2 separate regions of the Homo sapiens genome follow, and region 1 is linked to region 2. A link is a loop called in an ENCODE intact Hi-C map of the cell type or tissue named here. Cell type or tissue: heart right ventricle. All regions are shown on one strand. Each heading gives the region's core, and the rest is flanking DNA. Links, peaks and the distances in the headings are about the cores only. Region 1 has its middle 100 kb from the start of LINC02450. Region 2 has its middle 43 kb from the start of LINC02450.

Evidence for each region. Hi-C counts contacts between places; a loop is a spot of excess contacts. Peaks named below come from ENCODE experiments on the same cell type or tissue, not always from the same donor. Only the 100,000 strongest peaks of a DNase experiment are listed, where the experiment ranks them.
Region 1: a loop joins it to region 2, with 9 times the contacts of the local background. A loop is called at or near these places in 6 of 110 quality-filtered maps.

Annotation. Positions count from the first base shown.
Region 1 is chr12:42,789,139-42,794,528 of GRCh38, reverse strand. No RefSeq gene overlaps it. Among named protein-coding and RNA genes, the nearest start is that of LINC02450, 100 kb to the right of the region's middle. In heart right ventricle, for the core only: a CTCF peak has its summit at 2,054 (motif pointing left); no DNase peak of the experiment used is centred there.
Region 2 is chr12:42,732,821-42,738,210 of GRCh38, reverse strand. No RefSeq gene overlaps it. Among named protein-coding and RNA genes, the nearest start is that of LINC02450, 43 kb to the right of the region's middle. In heart right ventricle, for the core only: no CTCF peak of the experiment used is centred there; a DNase peak (open chromatin) is centred at 2,000; H3K4me3 peaks cover 939 bases; H3K27ac peaks cover 2,632 bases.

The sequences.
Region 1 (5,390 bases), core at 174-5,173, 56 kb before region 2:
AAATATTAGTAAACAATCATTCACTCAATACATATTTACAGGGCAACCGTAATTGGGACTATGCCAGGGGCTGGACATAGAGCAGGAAACAGGGAAGAGGCTCTGCCCTTAAGGAGCACAGCAGCCTTGTGAAGAGACTGACTGATAAACAGGTAATTACAATACAGTGTGGCAGTGGTAAATACAGGGTGCTAACCCACTGGGAAGCCAGCGTGGAAAGGGAAGTACAGTCCAGAAATCATGCTCCATGAGGAAAAAGCTGGTGTCTTATCCCTGGTAATAGGAAAGGACCTGGTTCCTAGTAGATATTAGATAAATAAATGAGTGAATGAATGACTACAGCATGAAGTTTCACCTCATTTTAAACCATGAGAATGAATAGAAATAGCCAGATGAGATATTAAAAGAAGGTAGCCTATATAAAACTTTCAGAAACACAGAAAAGAATTTTTTAGCCCAAATTCTTTCATTTTCTGTTTCCCCACACAAATTTACTCTTGTAATTTGCTAACCCTCCATTGTTGACAGTGGGGCTAATTTGCTACTTTTTCTTCCATAACATGAAAGTTTTTACACTAGACTTGATATAAAGTAGGTATGTGATAAAAATAAATGAATGATTGGCCAGGTGGGTCAGTGGATGGACGGATGGATGGAGAGAGGGATGGAGAGAGGGACGGAAGGATAAAGGAGGGAGGGAGGGAGGGAATGAATCAATTACCTGCAAGAAGCCTGGATATATCAAAGTACCTTTACATAATGTTACCACCTTAAATGTGTTTTTCTGGTTCATTGAGATGACTGAGAAAATGTAGTCAACAAAATTTCAACACCATTTTAAACAATGATGTAGAGCCTTGTCCAAGAATTACTGTTCTCATTAAAAGGGCTATAATGCAAATAACACAATTAAAATACAATCAAATCTATCACATAATATTCCATAAATGAAGAGCATTAAATAATTCACGCACCTTTAGGAAAGAACATTCCACTAAAAATTAAGTATTGAAACCACATGAAGGATTTTTTTTCCTTTAAGCATATGCTTTCTTGTTAAAAATATCCACATTTTCTCAAAGATATTAGCCTTATGCACATGGTTCAACATTCCAAATGCAAAACTTAACTGTTATCAATATAAGGCATCTGCTTTCCACACATGCCAATTTTTTGCAAGTTCTTCAAATAACAGATTTTAGTGATATCTAAGCTTGCCACATGTTCAAGGCTTATGCCAGCAGTCAATGAATTTGTATGACATTCATCTAGACCTCCAAAAGATCTTGGATTTCAATGGTAATAATTATACCAATAGTAATATACAACATATTCACATCTAATATGTTTTATTCTAGGCTAACCACATCAAACCTTATTTTTAATATTCACAATCTGCAATGCAGTCATAATTGTCACCAAAAATACTGCCTCAGAACTTTCAAGCTAACCTCGGCCCATATATACAAACAATCATAGTGCAAATTGGTAAACCTCTCTGGAGGACACTATAGACTGTTTCAAAAATCTTCAAATCTGCATTCCCTTTAATCCAGAAATTACAAAAATAGGAATTTAACCCAAGAAAATAATTAATGGTAAATTCAAAGTTTTCCTAAAGGGAAAATTATCCCAGTATTCATAATAGCAAAATATTTTTTAATCCCAAATGTGCAAGTACAGCCATGAAAAATTATGTCATATAAAAGCATTTATAATATATTATCATTGTCACAGTATACAATTAAGTGGAAAAATCATGTTACAAATAGCATGTAGAATGATCTTAATGCGTGTTTGCTTTTGTGTGCACACACATACACAGAGGACCTGGAAATACATGCCCCAGGGTACTAACAGTGGCTATCTCTAAGACTGTAAATGACTCTTAATTCTTCCTTTTCATTTATTTGTGTTTTCTGTCTTATTTTGACATAAATGAGCATTGCTTTTACAACTTTAAAAAAGGGTTATTTTAATTTTTTTAAATTATAGTTTTAGTTTATAAGAAATTTACTCATACTTCAAAAAGAGTAGCCCACAGTTCATGTCTGCTGCCATCAGGTGGTGGGATGCTCTACCCATCTTGTCTGAATCAAGAGACCCTGGGTCTCCCACCTCAACATTGTGTATCCCTGCAAATTCATAATATATGTTTTTTAAAAAAGAAGAATGGGTTCAAAATATTCATATCTTGAAAAATTATAATATGACTTTCATTTTTTCTATTTTGCTTGGTCCCCTCCTTCTTATATTTGTAATCATTTGATGAGAGTTGGCTTAACAGAATTCTGAAACCTACCAATGCTCCAAAGCCTCACACACACACATACACACACACGCGTGCACTGTTTAAAATCGAGATTTTTCACACCTATTTAATAAAATCATTTCTAACTAAATTTTTTAACTCAATTTACAATATCTAACCATAATTCCAGGGTGATATCTTGCCACCTAAAAAAAAATCAATGATTTCTAATATTTAAGTTGTATTTTTCTTATTCATCTATAATTATTGTCTCCCATTCAAAAGAAATGAATGATTTTCCAATGCACCCACACACAAATCCATTTTAGGATCAAACTTTTCAAGTAACAAAAACCTTCATAGATGTCCATTCCACCATCTTTTTTAGTTTAGAGGATTGTGTTTTCCAGAAAATGAAGAGTATTAGAAGTTCACATTGTCACCATACGTCACAGAACTTCAAATAGAGTTCCACTTCCAAATATTTCTATTTTCAACCTTTTAGTGTGGAAGATATTATTTTCTTTGATATATAACTAAGATCTTTCCAAAACAACCCTGCAGTGAGAGAGGCACCTTTGAAATGTTTGCAGGTAGGTAGGACAATCAATCTTGCTGTTAAGATCTCCATTTTTTTGTTTGTTTTTAGTCAGACCAATTATTTGTCTAAGGTCAAGATAAAAATTACCGCTGCATGAAGTTTTACTCTATAATACTGAAATAACAGAAGCAGAGAAAAAAACCGTAGGTATGTGTGTACAAGAATTCTGAATAGCATGGTGATAAAGGATGCGGCCTCTGTGTCAGACCAAACTGGGTTCATAATCCTTAATTGACCATTTTTCTAGCATTATCAACTTGGGCTAGGAACTTAACCCCTGAAAGGCCTCAGTATCCCAGGTGGTAAAATGGGCTATAAATTGACCTACCTCACAAGGTTATCATGAGGATTAAATGAGATCATCCATGTAAAACACTTGGAAGATGCCTGACACATAGTAAGCACTTCATAAATGCAGGTGATCGTTTCCAAGACACTCCATCTATTGTACAAGCTGGTTATTATGCATATGCTGCATGCAGACCAGAAGGCATGCAAAAGACGGCAGTTCCTACAAATTGCATGATGATTTTTGGTGGTAAATAAGTGCTATTCTGCCCTCTATGTAACACAGTCTGACCTTGAAAGTGTTTTCCATTCTCCAGTGAAAGCCATAGGAACTCAGGTCTATAGTCACAAAAGGAATGTGGCTCTTAAAAGCTTATGGCAGACCACAGATATGGGGCAGTTAACTTATCTAGAGGAAATGAGCTCTGGTTTTCTTTGCAGTCCTCAGATCCAGGAGCTGCAAAGTTGAGTCACCAGCTTGCTATCTGACCCCAGGCCAGCCACTTAACCTCTCTCTGACCCCATTTCCTTACTTAAAATCAACTCTCTGCTTATGTTCCATTCAAGTCATTATCTCTCCCCACAAAAATTGGTAGTAAGGTGTCCTGTAGATTTTGGAAATTAATTATTCTCTACGTTGGGTTTACAAAATAGAACCGTAAAAGGCTTGAAAATGAGTCAGTCTAGCTACATTTATTGGTATTTTGGTATTACTTTAGGAGCTCTTTTCCTGGAATAAAATCACCTACCCAGACAATAAGCTTTGTCTGACACTGTGACCCTAGTTCCTGATGAAGCTTTCTTGCACTGGTATTTCTGGGAATGACAGAATGGAAGAGAACAGGAGCCCCTTTGTCAGAAGGTAGTCAAGAGGGAAATAAATTTCAGTTATTGAAAGAGATTTAGGACAAGCTAGGCAGTGTCATTTGTTAGATAACTAAACCAGGAGCTTGGAGTATTCGGTTTTACACTCAGCCATTGTGTCTGTACTTGGCCTAGGACAATTTCCACAACTGTAAATAACCATAGGAGCGTTCTCCTAAAGAACCCTTCCAACTACCCACTTACACAAAATAACTGCAACACACACCCCTAAGTCCTCACATAGGCCAATTTCTCACCGTCCTGGGCTCTGTTGTGAACGCCTTGAGTGCAGAGGTACACTATGCTTGTCCTCACTCACACAGTGCCTAGCTCCATAAATGCTGACGACAAAGGCGAGAATGAAGAGTCTAACGTGTCAAGTCAAAAAGCACCTGAAGTTGAACAGAAAACCAAATACCGCATGTTATCACTTATAAGTGGGAGCTAAATGATAAGAACTTATGAACACAAAGAAGAAAACAGCAGAGGCTGAGGTCCACTTGAGCCGTGAGAGGAGGGAGAGAAGCAGAAAAGATAACTATTATATACTGGGCTTAATGCCCGGGTGATGAAATAATCCGTACAACAAATTCCCATGACACATGTTTGCCTATGTAACAAACTTTCACGTGTGCCCCCAAACCTAAAATAAAAGTTAAAAAAAATAATTTTATCCTCATTTAAAAAAAAAAATGAAAGCACCTGGGCCGGGCATGGTGGCTCAACGCCTATAATACCAGCACTTTGGGAGGCAGAGGTAGGTGGATCACTTGAGGTCAGGGGTTGGAGACTGGCCTGGTGGCCAAAACTAGTCTCTACTAAAAATACAAAAATTAGTCAGGCATGATGATGCTAGTAATCCCAGCTACTCGGGAGGCTGAGGCAGGAGAATCGCTTGAACCTGGAAGGTGAAGGTTGCAATGAGCTGAGATCGTACCACAGCACTCCAGCCTGGGTGACAGAAACGAGACTCTGTCTCCAAAAAAAAAAAAGCACCTGAAGTTTGCCTTGTCAACTTCAACTATGTTCAATTAAAAAAAAGAATGAATATTCTACACCTTTTCCTACCTTCTCACTGGTTTGAAGTCAGCCACCTCACCATTAATTGATTTTCTGGTCTGTAATAATTTTTCTTTTTTCTCACTTGCAACCAGAAGCAGCCCTTCCTGCTTCCAATTTGGTCCTTTGAAGCTGCTGAAAAATCAAACTGACAAAGTGTATCAGTTAGGGTTAAGTTCAGCTGTAACAGAAACTCAACTGTAGTAGCTTAAACACAAAAGGTGTATTCGCCTATGTAGAGGAAGTGCAGAGGTAAGCAAACCAGGCAGGAAGACTCCACAAGGCTATTTGAGACCCTATGAGTTTGCTCTGCCATATGTGACTTTT
Region 2 (5,390 bases), core at 58-5,057:
GAAGATGCTCCCTGACTTTGAAGTATAATTGCAAAGGCCTAAAAAGTAATAACAATAGTTTTATGAATACTCCCAGGCAGTTATTTCTCTTTTCCTCTAATTTAATTCAATCACTCCTTTTACCTCCTCTCAAACTTATTTGATATAACTTTAAAAAGTTGCCCAGTGATAGGTTCCAGTGCTGAGATTTGCAAGATTATGGGTTTGTTGAACACCCCTAGGCACGTGGCATAGAGTTTGGAGATTGTTGGCACAACCAACAGACTAGAGGCACCATGCCAGTTCTCTGCTCTGCTGCCTGCTAGATCCACCCTTCCAGCCTCAGTTGCCAGTAACAGCATTAAACTTCCCTGCTAATGGCACTTGCCATTTAAGGAAACTTTCAAACTCACAAGAATAGTATTATGGGACATCTTATCCAGGAACAATTGTTCTGCTGTCTCCAGTTCACCTGGATGGAAAGCAGCACATGTGTCCTGAAGAAATGACGACCAGTCTAGAGCAATACCAAGGAACAGGCGGGTTAATGGCACTTGGTTGAACTTAATGCTGTGAATTAATTCCTTCCAGCTGGTCATTTATCCTCAGGAAATGTCCTGATTTTCAACCACTGTTTTCTAAATCTTGGAACAGATTATCTCTCTTAGAATCTTGGAGCTGTCAATGCATGGAAGCCTTTATGCGGTTGTTTGGGAGATATTACCCAAATTTTCCAGATCTGGGAAAACTGTGTTTTCTCCTCCAGTCTTGCTGGCACCAATGAAGATTCACAGCAAATCTCATCAGCTATATTTGATAACTCCAAAAGAATACATACCCGATCTAATAGTTGTTTCTGGTTTTTTTGTTTGTTTGTTGCCAATGTGATTGCTCACATAGATATTATTCTCAACAATTTGTATAGCTTTTCTTATTCAGGACACATAATGTAATGAGATGTTCCTTCTCGCAGGATAATGTTAAAGAAATGTATGAATCCTTACCCCTTCTAATTACTGACTTACAAAAATCCATTAGAGGGGACGCGTAAGCCTAAGAAAAAAAATTAAGGAAAATGTAATAAAGAACAAGTTAAGACTTTCCCAAGATGTCTGAAAACAAATAAAACTATGTTTCATGCCAGAAAACTTGACAGCTGCTACTCTGTAATTTTTTAAATATTTACTATAAACAGCAGTAAGAATAGACTTCTTTTTCCTCTAAAGGCAGTTTGTGTTTTTGGTAAATGTCATTAGCACCAACCAGCAGGTCCTCTTGACAATGTGGTTTATGTGCTATGAGGTTAGGGTTTGAGAATATGGAGAACATGGATTTCTAGCAAACCAAAAATTGTTCAGAAAATATCACCATCACATCATTCCTGAAGCCCACTCCATTAAGAAGCCCCATTGAAATACCTCCTCACTACTACTTCCTAGTAAAACTTCACTAAGTATTCTCATTGGGTTAGATTTTTCTTTTCTGATATAATTTATCTTGCCCAGATCTAGAAAATAAACTATGACCATGTTTCAATATAAATCCCTTAATTTTTATTTCTATGAACATTTATTTGCATGTCAAAGAGGCATTTGTTATTTGCCTCATTTGCTAAATGCTTCATCATCATGATTCCCACCTTTGCCCCAAAAGGAAGCAGCAGATAGTCTCCCTAACTCTCTCGTAAACCCACGCAGAGGAAGAACAGCTTTGCCTGAAAAGCCAGGCAGTTTACAGGATTACCAGAAAAAACTAGAGGGTAGTCAGAAGAGTCCAAACTTGAAGCCCCACAAGACGATCATCCTTATCCAAAGACACCTTGATTAGAATCCCCAAGCATAGCTGTGTAGCCCTTTCACAGAATAAGAATGCCTGCAAGGAGAGAAAGCCCAGGGAAAAGCTGTCAGTGAATGGCAGGGCATCTTCCTTGAGCCCCAGAACAGACCCAACGCTGATTAGCTGCTTTGGTCTTGAGCCAGCTGACTCTGCCACAGAACATGCTGGGGCTGACTGTCGCCTGCACGCCTGCAAGGAGAGAGACTGTTCCGTTCACTGAGTGCATTTTTGGAGACACTGTAGCCAAGAGGTAAAGTGTCAAAATACCTTCCTAAAATAGATAGCGCGCCTGCCAGGGATAAATGCGTACAAACCAAGGCTACGGCATCGTGGCTGTAGACAGTTGTTGGAAGCATCTGCTCGTATCTCAAAGAGGAATGAATATCAATCTTGAAGGGTGTGAGTGTTCTGGTGAGTCAACCTAAGACAGAAGCGTACAAGTTAATTATAGTTATCAGAGATTATTCTGTATTAGCACAGCAGCAAACCTGTTAGCCTGGTCTTTAGCACTTCTGTTAACAGGCAAAGTAGTCCCTTTATGTATCATGGTTGTTCCAACACATTGAAGCTTGCCAAAAAGATTTTTTTTTAAAAGTCCATAAAGCTGACTGATTTTTGATATCTGTGTCTAAAGCTTCAACAAAGCCTCTGCTAATGAGAAAAGATTATGTTCAAAGTTACAATTTGAAAACCCAAAGAGAAGATGTCCTACAATTTAAAAGACTCAGTGGAAATCTTTTTACCCCGTTATCACACAACTATCAGAGCCTGAAATAGAATGCTGAACCCCAAATTCATGGCAAAGATTGCCACCATGATTTTAAAATACAGATAGACACTATCTGTTAGAATGTGAAAACACAAGAGCGTTCAAAGTCAAGTTGCTGCCTCTGACAGTGACTCAAAAAGACAGTTTGTAGAAGTCTAGATTCACTTTCATTAAAAAGTAATCATGGTTAGAAGGGTGCATAGGACTCAGCTACTGCAGCCTCCTGTCTTCCACCCTCCACCCTCCAACCTTACTTTGAGGAAATAAGACATAAAGAGCCAGGAGATCTGGCACTGTCACACAGCTAGTTAGGGCCAAAGCAAAAAGCAGAACCCAGATCCACTGACTTCTGGCTTACTGCGCTGATCAACCTTCAAACATTAGAGATGATGCTGATACTGTTCTAGCTTTTACTGAGAACTTCTTCCACATAAAGCTATTCTGTAAAACATTTCACAAGCCCAGTTCTAATCCTTTTTCAACAGTGAAACAATTAACAGTTTTCATGTGTCTAGCATGGATACCTGGTTATTACATATAGCTAGCCTGAAAAGAACATGGAACACTGATGCCAAAATACTTTTTCACACAAAAATCCAAGATGAAGGTGAGGCATAAAGCCACTCTTTGAATATACAACCTCCCACCATTTTTTCAGATTTAAGTTTTTAAAAATAAAAGGAATTTCAAACAGCGCAACTACATGGCAGGTATTGAGATCATGGTGGTCTAGACCTGGAAATCTAGGTTGGCAGATTGAGAATGAACCCTCGTTTTTCTCCCAAACCCAGTGCAGCTCAACCCCAAATCACAGAGAATGAGGCCATATCTCACTAATCCCAACCCAAATCAATCCAGAGAGTGAAGGGAATGCTGCCAGGTCTTCCCCTGACATATCATCCAATCCAAGCCGACTAGCCCAAGCAGAACGGGTCAAACATTCCAAAAGTAGATCTGCCAAAAACAGGGTAAGGCTCAGATTTCAGCCACAGTTGAAGAGCAACATGGAGGTGTAAACCCCGGTATTCACTGCCATCTGATGCCATCATTGCTCTGATAGAAACAGAGCAATACAAAAATATAGACTGGTACCACTGTGGCACCAGCGTGGATTCAGCATGAACGTGAACATGAAAAGGCTGCACTGGGCAAAACTGTGAAGTTTGCTTTGGTTCTCTATCCTTCCTCCATTTCAAGGAGCCTCTTTCCTTCCTGGAGGGATCACAATCCCTGGGAGTCTCCACCTTCATTTCCACCCTGGTTTTTCAGAGTCCTTGCTAAGGCTTTGCTCCCGAGCCTGCCACAGGCTCTGAACCTGGCCAGACATCCTCCTTAGCATCCCAGTTTAGCTGCTCTGTGTCCTGCTTGCTGCAACCCACCCCGCCCCCACCCCCATCTATGGAAAGATGATGACAGATAACCCGTATCAGCTTATTAATGATTGAAGGTGATTTAATGCTGGGTTGACAGCATTCTAAAGATAGAAAAAAGTGGCAAATTATCCTGTGACATACCCAGGTACTTGCCAATAACTGTCAACCCTCATAAATCAGGATGGGGAAAGAGAGCACAGCAATTCTGTAGCAAGTATCTCACAAGTCAAGAAGACAAGGTCACACAAATCAGGAACCAGGCCAGGGGGAAAAAAAAGAGCGGGAATGAGGGAGATGAGTTCTTTCAAGCTTTACTTTGTCTGTGTCTAAGACCATTGCACACGCATTAACTCCTTTTATTAGGGATGCAGAAGGGCAAGGAGTCAAAGATTTGGAACCAGACCTCATGGTGTGAATCTGGTCCTACCACTTACCAGTTGAGTGGCCATGGCCCAGTTGCTTAACCTTTTTAAACCCCACTTTCCCCATCTGTATTTCATAGGATTATTTTGAAGATTATATGAACTAATGAATGTCAAGGTGCTTTGCATGAACCTTGAATAGAGTAGGTGCTCGATAGGGCTAAATCATTACTATTACTCTTTTTAATATTAACCATCCTTATCACAGCAAGGCTGTGCACTTTGCATTTTGTCATGCTTCGTCTGCAGTCAGTAGCACAGCCTTGTATCACCAAAGGTGGAAATCTTGTGGTGCCAAAGAGTGCAGGTTTTGCCACCACACAGAGCCAAATTTAATTGCCCACTCTTCCACTTACTGTGTGTCCCTGAACAAATCACCTGACCTGAGCTTCCTCAGTTTCCTCATCTGAAAGTAGAAGTAATAACATCCATCTCCTAGGTTTCCTGCAAAGATCGAATACAATAAAGTATGCAAAATGTTTAACACACAGTCCAGTACACAGGAAATGCTCAATAAACAATAGCTCGTGGTGTTAGTAGTAGAGGTAGTATTCCACCAAGGCATGTGTGCCTCAGATGACTCACTAATCTACCCCAGTTCCAGTCATGACCCAAAGGCCTCCATCCATCACTTCTCATCAGATGGCACCTCATGAGTAACTTTGCCTAGCCTTCACCCTTTGAAGTCAGTCTCTCCACACATTACTTTGTTTATTCACTTCAGTGCAATTGTCACAGTCTGTAATTAACTTGGGGCTTTGGGTTTACTTGTTTATTTTCCTTTTCTCCTCACTGAAGGGTAAACCCTACGAGAGGAAAGGGGCCCTTATCTGTCTTGTTCATCATAGAAAAGAATCTGGCTAATGGAAGGTATTCACAAAATATCTGAGAAATAAAAAAAGGAAAATAAAGGCAAGATGCTGATGGAGAAAGGAACTATTTCCAGGTTCCTTACATTATAAAATTAGACTGTATGATCCACAAGGGAACTGTGTCTATATATCTAGTTCC